Regions from separate parts of the Homo sapiens genome. Here regions 2 and 3 are each linked to region 1. A link is a contact called in ENCODE Hi-C or POLR2A ChIA-PET data. All regions are on one chromosome and are shown on one strand. Each heading gives the region's core, a stretch centred on a gene start or an enhancer-like site at or near the end of the contact. The rest is flanking DNA. Distances are from core to core; before and after follow the strand shown. Region 1 holds the start of PPM1E (protein phosphatase, Mg2+/Mn2+ dependent 1E). Region 2 overlaps TRIM37 (tripartite motif containing 37). Region 3 overlaps TEX14 (testis expressed 14, intercellular bridge forming factor).

Evidence for each region. Hi-C counts contacts between places; a loop is a spot of excess contacts on that map. ChIA-PET counts read pairs that join two places held with the same protein, here RNA polymerase II (POLR2A). Pooled maps may share reads with other maps.
Region 2: a map of chondrocyte shows a loop between it and region 1 (2.9-fold over the local background). The contact joins the enhancer-like site here to the promoter of PPM1E in region 1. A Hi-C loop is called at or near these places in 1 of 168 maps with a recorded cell type or tissue (chondrocyte), 2 of 37 single-sample maps with no recorded cell type and 11 of 50 pooled maps. POLR2A ChIA-PET finds 5 or more read pairs at or near these places in 5 of 52 experiments (GM12878, H1, PC-3 and 2 more).
Region 3: a pooled map shows a loop between it and region 1 (2.5-fold over the local background). The contact joins the enhancer-like site here to the promoter of PPM1E in region 1. A Hi-C loop is called at or near these places in 1 of 37 single-sample maps with no recorded cell type and 7 of 50 pooled maps. POLR2A ChIA-PET finds 5 or more read pairs at or near these places in 1 of 52 experiments (WTC11).

What each region holds. Positions count from the first base shown.
Region 1 is chr17:58,753,837-58,757,511 of GRCh38, reverse strand. It overlaps PPM1E (protein phosphatase, Mg2+/Mn2+ dependent 1E), which reads right to left and starts at 1,658. Exons shown (of 7, transcript NM_014906.5): 1 at 1,051-1,658. The coding sequence starts at 1,514. LOC105371843 (a long non-coding RNA gene) reads left to right here and starts at 1,402. Exons shown (of 3, transcript XR_007065866.1): 1 at 1,402-1,481. RefSeq lists silencers at 1,502-1,650, 1,650-1,839.
Region 2 is chr17:59,003,485-59,007,159 of GRCh38, reverse strand. All of the region lies in intron 22 of TRIM37 (tripartite motif containing 37), which reads left to right. Among named protein-coding and RNA genes, the nearest start is that of TRIM37, 100 kb to the left of the region's middle. Within about 2 kb of position 2,104, at least 2 of the 41 ENCODE cell types and tissues checked have a DNase peak (open chromatin) inside an H3K27ac peak, as active enhancers do.
Region 3 is chr17:58,575,349-58,579,023 of GRCh38, reverse strand. It overlaps TEX14 (testis expressed 14, intercellular bridge forming factor), which reads left to right. Exons shown (of 32, transcript NM_031272.5): 21 at 1,568-1,649. It overlaps LOC107985048 (a long non-coding RNA gene), which reads right to left. Exons shown (of 3, transcript XR_001752952.2): 3 at 1-194. Among named protein-coding and RNA genes, the nearest start is that of SEPTIN4, 33 kb to the right of the region's middle. Within about 2 kb of position 1,848, at least 3 of the 41 ENCODE cell types and tissues checked have a DNase peak (open chromatin) inside an H3K27ac peak, as active enhancers do.

The DNA of each region.
Region 1 (3,675 bases), core at 409-2,908:
CAGCTGAATGGCAAAAGACTTCCCAGGTTTACCAATGTTTTCAGAGACTTACTAGTATTCTCCTCTGTCATTATTTCGGAACAATTCCATTGAGAAACGCAATTGTAAACCGTTTCTATTTCAGGCCTATAAAAACCAGAACTGGGATGAAAGGCAAAGCCTTGACCTTTCTATTTTAGACTTTCATCTGTGTAGCTAAGCCATCTGCTTTCTCCCCACCCCATCCCATCTACTTAATGGACTGAAAATACTGCACCTAATTGCAATTTAATCAAAACAGCCTGACTTTTCCACTTTAATGAATTATGGCTCTTTCACCCGAAGGCTTGCTTGCAAAATTTTGCTTACCCTTCCCTCTCAATTCCTTCCCACTTCCCTCAATTATGGAATGTCAAATGTCTAAACTAAGAGACTAGGCTTCCCTGTGTGAAAACATCTAAAAAGCCCTTCACTTTCAACACTGAGCACCTGACGGAAAATCTACTCCATTCTCTCATCTGGATACGGGGCCGGTATAACCATCATTGTTGCAGTTACGCAGGAGGCACCTCGCAGCTCAGTCTAGAAAGGAGTCGCGTCTCTGCCGCCAAACAACAAGGCACTCAGCCCGGGAAAAGACAGACTGGGGTGGGAGGAAACCTCCCGGAGAAAGAAGGGATCTGGGAAGAAGAGGGAGCTCAAGCCTGGGAGGAAGGACCTTTCCAGGCAGGAAAGGGAAAGGTTGCGTGAAGTGGAGCTAGAAGCTGGGGGCCGAGGTGAAAGGGGATGAGGGGCCCGGGCCCGGCGGGAGGGCGCCGGGGCTCAGGAGAGCGGCTTCAAGGCCGGGTAGGAGGCGTGGGGGCCGAGGCGGGCGTGGGGGCCGAGGCGGGCGTGGGCAGCTCTCAGCCGACCGCCCGGGTCCGAGCAGCGGGGGCGCTTTCAGCGGCGGCAGGCGCGGGTGCGGGGGAGAGGAGCAGAAAAGAGAGCAGTTTGAGGGGCCGAGGGAGCCGCGTCCGAGGCCGGCGCGGTGGGGACCGCGGGCCCACCACCAGCCAAGCCCAGCTACTTAACTATTTGTAGAGCTGCTGCAGGCACAGGTCCAGGCTTTCGCCCTCCACCTCCTCGCGGGTGATGCGCTCTGACAGCGGTCGCGGGAGCGGGGGCAAAGGCGGCAGCTGGGGCGGCGGCGGCGGCACGGCCGAGTGCCCCGGGGCTGCCGCCGCCGTCGCCGCGCCCTCCTCCTCCTCCTCACCCTCAACCGCCGCCTCCTCCTCGGGCTCCGGGTCTTGCTCCTGGTCCCCCTCCTCCGTCGCGGCTACCGTGGCCGCCTCCTCCCCGGGTTCCTCTACCGAAGCCTCGGCCGCCTCAGCTTCTACCAGTTCAGGTTCGGGCTCGGGCTCGGACTCGGGTTCGGGTTCGGGTTCGGGTTCGGGTTCCGGCTCCGGCTCGCCGCCGCCGCACGGTCCGCGAAACTCGCCCAGGAATAGCTCCAGGAAGCGCCGGTAAGTTTTCTCCTCAGGGATGCAGCCGGCCATCGCTGCTCATGCCCCAGGGCAGACCGGGAAAGGGGTTGGGGGAAGCCCAGGAAGGGTAAGGGGCTGCTTTTGAGCCTAGGGCTCCGGCAAGGGCGGTTAACGGCCGCACCGGCACGAGCGATCAGCACTAGGTTGCCTGGAGAGGGCTCCCGCAGGCGTGCGCGCCGCCGAGCACCGACGTGCGCGGCCCGGGGGCGGAGCGCGCCGCCCCTCTCGGATCTGGAGGGAAAGTTGGTGGCGGGCGCGCGCAGGGTCCAGCGGCGGCCCACCCTTTATTCCTACGGAGAGCTCAGCCCACGCTGCCTAGAGACTGTCGCCATGGCAACCGGTTCTAATTAAGCATTGCAGGGTCCCTCCCGTCGAGTCCGCGGAGTCTAAAGGACACTCCACTCGCCCGCTCTCCAACTCTGAATGTCTTTATTGGTTGGATACCCTACCCTCACGTGGTTAAGAGTGAGCTAAGACATCTCCAAGTCTAGCTGTTGGTTCCCACTTGGGTTGCTTGGATCCCAATTGGATGTACTTCCATTTCCTTATCTGTTCCTTGCCTTAGCGTATGTTTTGAAAGATACCACACTGTGAACACCTTTTGTTGCAGTCTTTGAATAAGTAGTTTTCAGGCAGAGGGAGCTTCAAATACCTACCAAGTGATAAGTTCCTTTGCATAGGTTCTCTCTCACTTGATTCTGTGAAGAAAGTGGTGTTACTCTCATTTCTTAAAAGGAAACTGAAAATTATGATATTAATGGTAATTTACTTGTTTCAAGGTCTCCAAACTTCCAGCCTTGGCGTTGGAGAACTCAGGTCGTTCAGTCGCCAAAGCTTTCCGAAAGTGCATTTTTCCTTAACTCAACTCTGTCTCCGGAGATTCAATAGTGCAATTGTCTGTATAACACCTTATTTCTATTGGGCTTCATAGTTTACACATTGATTTCACCCTTTTAATTCTTACCACAGTCCCTTGAGGTATAGGACGTTACCGTTATGATTTTTTTTTTTTTGAGACAATCTCGCTCTTGTCACCCAGGCTGGAGTGCAGTGGCGCGATCTCAGCTCACTGCAACCTCCGCCTCTCGGGTTCAAGTGATTCTCCTGCGTCAGCCTCCCAAGTAGCTGGGATTACAGGGGCCTGCCACCACCCCCGGCTAACTTTTGTATTTTTAGTAGAGACGGGGTTTCACCATATTGGCCAGGCTGGTCTCAAACTCCTGACCTCAGGTGATCTGCCTGCCTCAGCCTCCCAAAGTGCTGGGATTACAGGTGTGACCCACCACGCCGGCCAATTATTCCATTTTATAGGTGAGAAAACAGCCTTAAAGACATGGTGACTTTGCTCAAGGTCACATGCAAGGGATGCAACAAGGACTCAATCCAGGTCTTTTCACTGGATTCACCCACTTCAATGGATTTTACCCATTAGTTTTCAGGCAACCAAGACTCCCCTCTTTAGTCTCTGCATAATGCATATTATACTTCATTATATAATATGTATTTTTTCTTTTCTCTTTCTTTTTTTTTTGAGACGGAGTTTTGCTCTTGTTGCCCAGGCTGTAGTGCAATGGCAGGATCTCGGCTCACTGCAACCTCTGCCTCCTGGGTTCAAGCGATTCTCCTGTCTCACCCTCCTGAGTAGCTGGGATTACAGGCATGTGCCACCACGCCCGGCTAATTTTTTTGTCTTTTTAGTAGAGACAGGGTTTCACCATGTTGGTCAGGTTGGTCTCGAACTCCTGATGTCAGATGATCCGCCTACCTTGGCCTCCCAAAGTGCTGGGATTACAGGCGTGAGCCACCGTGCCCGGCCAATAATATGTATTTTTTCTACATTTTGTTTGCTCTTCTTCCCCATCCCCCCAAGTCTCTTTTTTTCTTTCTTGGGTTGGAATTGAAATGACTTTAAGTGATTCTAATTTTCTTACCAAACTACACACAAACCTATTATTTTTAAGCCTTACTGAAGGAGTGGGAGAGAAAGAAGCTGTGTTGTTATACAGCTGTATAGATGATAGCATCATTACTGCAAACTGCCATGTCCATGGCAACATATAATTCAGCAAAAACATAGTGATTCTTTCTCTACTTTGAAAAACATGTTCTCACAAATTATCCACCCCATCCTCTCCATGTATTGTTTCTGGGTTTCAGTTGGATTTAGGGTCTG
Region 2 (3,675 bases), core at 855-3,354, 250 kb before region 1:
TTGGAGGGTGGGGGTGGGGTTGTTTTATCTTTTGCCCTGCTATTCTGAGTGAGAGGCTTAGCTCTTCTCAGGGCGGTAAGATGTTTGCTGCAGTTCTAGACATCAGAGTCAGAACAGCATTCTGGGAGTGGAAGAGGATTGATTTATTCTATATATCTCCAGCAACAACCTTTCTCTAAGCACCTCAACAACTTCCTCTTCTATCTCGTCAGCCACTGTCAAGGAAAGTGGCCAAGTCCAGTTATTTATTTATTTATTTATTTATTTTTTGGAGACAGAGTGTTGCTCTGTCGCCCAGGCTGGAGTGCAGTGGTGCAATCTTGACTCACTGTTACCTCCACCTCCCAGGTTCAAGCGATTCTCCTGCCTCAGCCTCCCAAGTAGCTGGGATTACAGGCATCTGCTGCCATGCCCGGCTAATTTTTGTATTTTTAGTAGAGACGGGGTTTTGCCATGTTAGCCAGGCTGGTCTCGAACTCCTGACCTCGGGCAATCTGCCTGCCTTGGCCACCCAAAGTGCTGGGATTATAGGCATGAGCCACCGCGCACCCAGCCAGCCAAGTCCAGTTAGTTGGTCTCCCTCACCAACTCGTTCCACATGGATATGTGGTAAGGGAAAATACCTGAACAATATCAGGGTCCTCTTCGAAAGGAGAAAGGCAGATAAATTGTTGGTGACTAGAATATAAAGTGTCATCTGTACCAGGTGGTTAATGTATTTTCCATAGCATCTGAAATTCGAGCAACTTGATTTAAGGGAGTTATAACTCAAGTTAGCTTTACTGAGCACATACATAGTAGGTGCTCAAAAAATATGGTAGATGATTGACAGAGTAATAAGATGCAGATTTCTTTTGCGTTAACAATCTCTGAAGCTCCTTACAATTAATAGTATCTTGTAATTGCTATCATTGACGTCCAGCCATTTGTCTTTTTCTTTACATTCACAAAGGTAGGAAACTTCCAGATCTTAGTGCTTGATAAAAGACCAGGCGTTTTCATGCAGGAATTTCTTCCTAGCATTTCTTGGGAAATGTGTGTTTTTTTTGAATTCTGAAAAAAATTAGTCAAGAAGTTTAATAAATGGAAAACATTATTCTAATTGTCTTATTAGAATTAATTTTAACAACACAGAAACATTACTGATTTGAAGGAATCTACTTAGGGCAAGTTGAAAGTAAAAACTGGAAATACTGATACCTGGAATCAAAGGTTAAGGTCAACAGGAGCTCCTTGGAAAGAAGTGATTACAAATCAGTCCTCATTATAAATATCGCCGTTTTATGTGTGTTCATGGCCCTGTCTGCTGCTAAGTAAATAATAATGAGTTTACACATGGTATACTTAATAAAAATTGATTGGTGTTCCAAGAAAGATTTTGAAGCAAAATCCTTATATTGGCATTTTTATTAACATGTGATTCTGCATAGTACTGTAAACCTTGCTGAGTTCTAAACGTGACATTATTCACATACTACCCAGTAATACCCACATGCAGTCTAGCATTTGAATATTCACTATAGGCCTCAGCTCTTACAAATACTAATTAAATGATTTGTTTTAAAGATACACATGTAGGCTGGATGCGGTGGCTCACACCTATAATCCCAGCACTTTGGGAGGCCGAAGCGGGTAGATCACAAGGTCAGGAGTTCGAGACCAGCTTGGCCAGTATGGTGAAACACATCTCTACTAAAAATACAAAAAAATTAGCTGGGTGTGGTGGCACATGCCTGTAATCCCAGCTACTTGGGAGGCTGAGACAGGAGAATTGCTTGAACCTGGGAGGTGGAGGTTGCAGTAGGCTGAGATCACGCAGTGGCACGCCAACCTGGGTGACAGAGTGAGACGCCGTCTCAAAAAAAAAAGATACACATGTAATGAATAGAGTTTGAAAAATGTATTTAATAACTTTTTTAAAAGAATAATGTAGATTTGGGGAATTCCAGAGAATTCCAATTCATTGTTTTTGAATCCTGAAGGTTGGTATTTGTCGGGAATTCAGAAACACTACTAATAAGAGGTCAAATTTGTGCCTTGAAGTTCAACTCAGTGTGTTTTAGTGTTTTCAGCAACAGTTCCATGAAGGGCCACAAGGTGGAGGTGGTGCTTCACAGAACTAGCTAGTTTTGGCCTCTTTAACCGTCTCTGCTCTTTTTCTTTTTCCCCTACTTCATAAAATTGTTGTAAACTCTTCACTCTTTTAGAACAGGAAAGTTTGTTTTTTTGTTTTTTTGTTTTGCTGAAGATGGAGACGATTTCTAAATATTTAAGGCTGAAATAATGCTAACCAAACTCTTCTTAAAAAGAGAAAAGGAAGAGTGTACCACTGAAGCCATGTGGGGCCACAGTTGCCTTTGTTGGAAGCTTTTTAAACTAGAGCAGATTTTATTTCTTTAAGAGTTAAAATACCCATCGATTTTTCCTTGAGTAACCTTTGGTAGTTTGTACCTAGGAAAGAATTTGCTCATTTCATCTGTTTTTGGTTTCATGAGCATACAGTTACTGATAGCATTTTATTATATTTTACTGTTTATAGAACCTGTAGTTGATGTCCTCTTTCATTCCTGATATTGGAAATTTTGTTTGCTCTCTTTTTGTTAGTGAATCTACCTAGAGGCTTTTTTAACTTTATCGATCTTTTCAAAGAAACACCATTTTGTTTCATTGTGGTTTTTTTGTTTTTCTGCTGATTTTATTATGTTTTTTATTATTTCCTTCCTTTTACTTGCTTTGAGTTTAATTTCCTTTTTCTAGTTTCTTAAAGTAGTAGTTTAGATTATTGATTTGAGATATTTTCTCTTCTAATATAAATAATGTCATACCTTTCCTTTTAAGCACTGCTATAGTCACATCCCACAAATTTTGATATGTTTTATTTGTATTTAATTCAGAATGTTTTTTATAATTCTACAAAATTTTCAACTTTTTTCCTTTTATCTATTGTCTCTCCTTTGTTATTTTTGCTATCTCTATGGCATTCTATTTGACACAATTTAGACCAGTCCCTTTATCCCCTTCATTCTTAATTCTTCCTTCCTTCCTCTGTCCCTCAGGGTCTTGTGTTCTGTTACCTAGGCTGGAGTACAGTGGTACAATCATAGCTCACTGCAGGCTTGAACTCCTGGGCTCAAGTGGGCCTCCCTCCTCAGCCTCCCTAGTAGCTAGGACAATTACAGGTGCACACCAATGTGTGCCTGGCTAATTTTTAAATTTTTTTTTTTTTTTTTTTTTTTTATAGAGATGGGGCTTTGCTAAGTTGCCCAGGCTAGTCCCAAACTCCTGGGCTCAAGCGATCCTCCTGCCTCAGCCTTTCAAGTAGCTGGGACTACAGGCATGTGCCACCAGGCCTGGCTGATGAGCATTTTATCTAGCTTTAAAGCCCTTAAATAATTCCAGACATCTGTGTCATCTCATCATTGATGTTTGTTGGTTGTCTTTCCTGGTTTTTCATATGCTGAATAATTTGGGGTTGTATCCTGAACATTTTCATTAGGTTTTTTTTTTTTTTTTTAATAAGACTCTGGGTCTTGTTTTAATCTGCCAGTTTTGCTGTCATTCAAATTCAGTCTTCATCAGTATGCCTGTTTCTATTTACTTTTCAAAGTAAATAACTATGAATATCCTTAAATAACTACACTACCCATCTCTCCAGGTTTTATTGCTACTTTCAGT
Region 3 (3,675 bases), core at 599-3,098, 180 kb after region 1:
TTTTAAAATTGTGTACTCTTGTTCTTTTAAGGTATGTACTCATCTATTTTAAAAGTAGAGTTATCCACCTACCAACCTGTGTAGCTATCCATGGTCATGTCTCAACCGTCTAAACCCAAACAGCGTAGTGTTATGAACTTACTCCCTTCTTCCACTGCATACTCCAGCTTCCAACTGTAACCTTGTGAAGGCCCCTGCCAGAGTTGGGAGCATTTTAAGAAGCTGTAAGCTTTTAGATCAACTTTTACTTAAAGTCTCAGCATAATATGTATTAAAAGTCTCCAGAGCCTTGGGCCACCCACCTCTTCCTGCAGAGCCTCTTTTTTGGACCTGCCTTGTATGTGGCCACTTAACTTGTATGTGGAGGTGAGTTGAGTGGGATGGAAAAGTTTAGGGCAGACAGGTCAGATAACCAGAGCTAGTTTAATACAGACACATGAAGTATGTGAAAAAGTCTCTGATTTCTACTCCATTCACTTCTTTCTGCCCCTCTCTGCCCCCTTTTCCTTCTACTGTTCTGATATATATCCCCTTCCACATGAGAGGACACAACAGGGGTACAGGATGCAGCATGCTAGGTTCCAAGACCCATTCTGCCACTGACTTTTTCTGCATAACCTTCAGCAAGTCACTTCACCCCAGGGCCCTACTTTCCCCTGGTATAAAGTAAAGGAGAGGGTCGGACTCTAAAGTCTCTAAGCTCTAAATGTTGCTTCTTAGGAATTAGTTTATGCTTTCTGGATATTTATCATTTTAAAAGGGTCAGAGGAAGAGGAACCCCCAATGTCTCTCCACTGGTGGGGTTTCAGAGCTCCTTGGTAGCTGTGAAAGGTGGCATTGTTCTGATGGGCCTTCTTAGTGTCTACCAGACCACCTGGACCTAAGGAATGGGATGGGGGTGGGGGAGTCATAGGCATTTGGAAACAGGGCTGGATGCTCCATCTGCCCCCTTCTTTATTAACTAGGACAGTACAGTGGTGGGAAGGAAAATGGATACTGGCCCTGCCTGCCTGGAGCAAAGCATCTTACTGAGAACTGGGGAGGAGTAACTTCAGATAACTTGATGCCAAGAAGAACAGAAGACAGTTGAATTAGCTCCTCAGTACTCAAGACCCCACGCCCACGCCCACGCCCACACCTAGTGTTTGATGGCCAAGTGGCATAGTTAGAGTTCGGGGCTGTTTAGTTAACAAACAGTTCTTGTTTTCAACGCCCCCTGGCGTCTGTTGACAGGAACCGGGTCAGTTTGCCTTCTTAAAAAGACAAAACAACATTTGTCTTCAGAAATAACTGTGGTTATAACTGAAAGGCCAGTAAATAGCTTGATTGTATTCTGAGTGTCAGAATATAGTTCTGTGCTCTGAGCAAGGAAAATAAACTTTCAGAGCAAAAACCTCTTCTACAGCACTCAATCCAAACCCAATTAGGGCAGCACTTTGTTTATCCAGATTATTTCTAATTCTGGACCAGACCAAGGGACATTCTAGGGAATGGTGACAATAATTTGGGTTGACAAAGATTCAGTAAAAAAAAATATATATATATATTTTTAACTTTATTCTTTCAGGTGAGGAAAAGTTCCAAATGAGAAAAATTCTTGGAAAGAATGCTGAGATTTTGCCCAGGTCTCAATTTCAACCTGTACGAAGGTATGGGCTATTATTATCTTATGCAGTTTCAAACTCATAGATGCAATGTTAAATGGTGATAATGCTCCGTGTTTATATATTGCTTGTCTTCAGATGTATTAGCTACTATCTTATAAAAGTTAGCTTTGGGCAGCTTAGCTGTGTTAGGACTTGTGCAGTAGAATTTGAGGGATTGAGTCATCACCTTTACTTAGATCTGACTCTGACTTTCTGTTCATGTGACCTTGTCAAGGTTCTCAACCCCTCTATTCTATTTTCCCATCTGTGAAGCAGGGATAAGAATCCTTACTGAGAATGTTGACAATAGGAACTTAAAGTAATAATATAACTCCTGGGCATTTATCCCAGAGAGATGAAAATTTACATTTACACAGAAATACATACAGGAACGTTTATAACAAATTTATCCATAATACCTCCAAACTGGAAACCCGGATGTCCTTCACCAAGTAAATGATTAAACAGACTTTGGTACATCCATACCATTGAGTGCTTGCTACTCAGCAGTAAAAAGAAATAAACTATTGATACATGCAACAACTTGGCTAAATTTCCAGAGAATTATGCTGAGTAGGAAAAGCAATCCCAAAAAGTTATTTACTGTGTGATTCCATTAATATAACATTCTTGAAATGACAAAATTATAAAAATAAAGAACAGATGAGTGGTTGCCAGGGGTTAAGGAAGGGGTGGGGAAAGGAGGGAAGCAGGCATAGCTGTAAACCAGAAATATCTTTGTGGTAGTAGAAATGTTCTGTATCTTGACTGTATCAATGTCAATATCCTGGTTGTGATACTGTCCTATAGATTTGCAAGATGTTACCACTGGGATAAAGTGGGTAAAGTGTATTTTCTTTTTCTTGAGATAGAATTTCACTCTTGTTGTGTGATCTCAGCTCACTGCAGTGGCGTGATCTCAGCTCACTGCAGTGGCGTGATCTCAGCTCACTGCAACCTCCACCTCCCGGGTTCAAGTGATTCTCCTGCCCCAGCCTCCCAAGTAGCGGAATTATAGGCATGTGCCACCACACCTGGCTAATTTTGTATTTTTAGTAGAGATGGGGTTTCACCATGTTGGCCAGGTTGATCTCGAACTCTTGACCTCAGGTGATCCACCTGCCTCGGCCTCCCAAAGTGCTGGGATTACAGGCGTGAGCCACCGCATTCAGCCAGTAAAGTGTATTTCTTACAATTGCATGTGAATCTACAATTATCTCAAAAGAAAAGTTTAAAAAATTCATAATTGTTATAACGTATCTGGCACAATAACATTCAATTTATTTTATTCTCTCTGGGCCTCAGTTTCCTTAATTATAATTATTGTAGCTAGTATTTCCTAAATATCTAGCATATGCCAGGCACTCTGTTTCATTGTCTGATTTAATCCACATAACAACCCTGTGAGGCACATACCATTGCCTCCATTTGCCAGTAAAGAAAGCAAAGTTCAGAGAGTTTAAATATTTTTTTCTAAGGTCACTCAGCTAGTCAGTCAGGATAGACTAGATTATGCTATATATAGTAAACAACTCCCAAATTTTAGTGGTTTAAAACAACAAGTTTCTTCTTTGCTCCTGCTTCATGTCCATGGCTCATGGGTTGGCCAGGAATGTTCTGTGCTATATTGCCTTCTATCAGACTTAGGCTGAGGGAGGCCCCATTTTTGTGCTTCCTTGATTGCTAAGGCAGGAAAAATGGAACACGGTGAGTTGTGTACTGGCTGTTAAAGTTTCTGCCCAGAAGTGACTCATCACTTTCACTCATATTTTATTGGTTAAAACAAGTTCTGTGGTCATTTATGTAAATCAAGAGGGCCAAAAAGTCCTGTTGTATTATTTAGAAGGAGAAACAAACATTTTTGGTAACAGAATTAATAAAGTCACAACTCAACCCCAAATCCATGATCTTTCATTTATATCACTGGTCTCAGAGGATTTTTGCAAGGATTAAAAATGTGAAGGACAGGCACAGTGGCTCACACCTGTAATCTTAGCACTTTGGGAGGCCGAGGCAGGCAGATCACCTG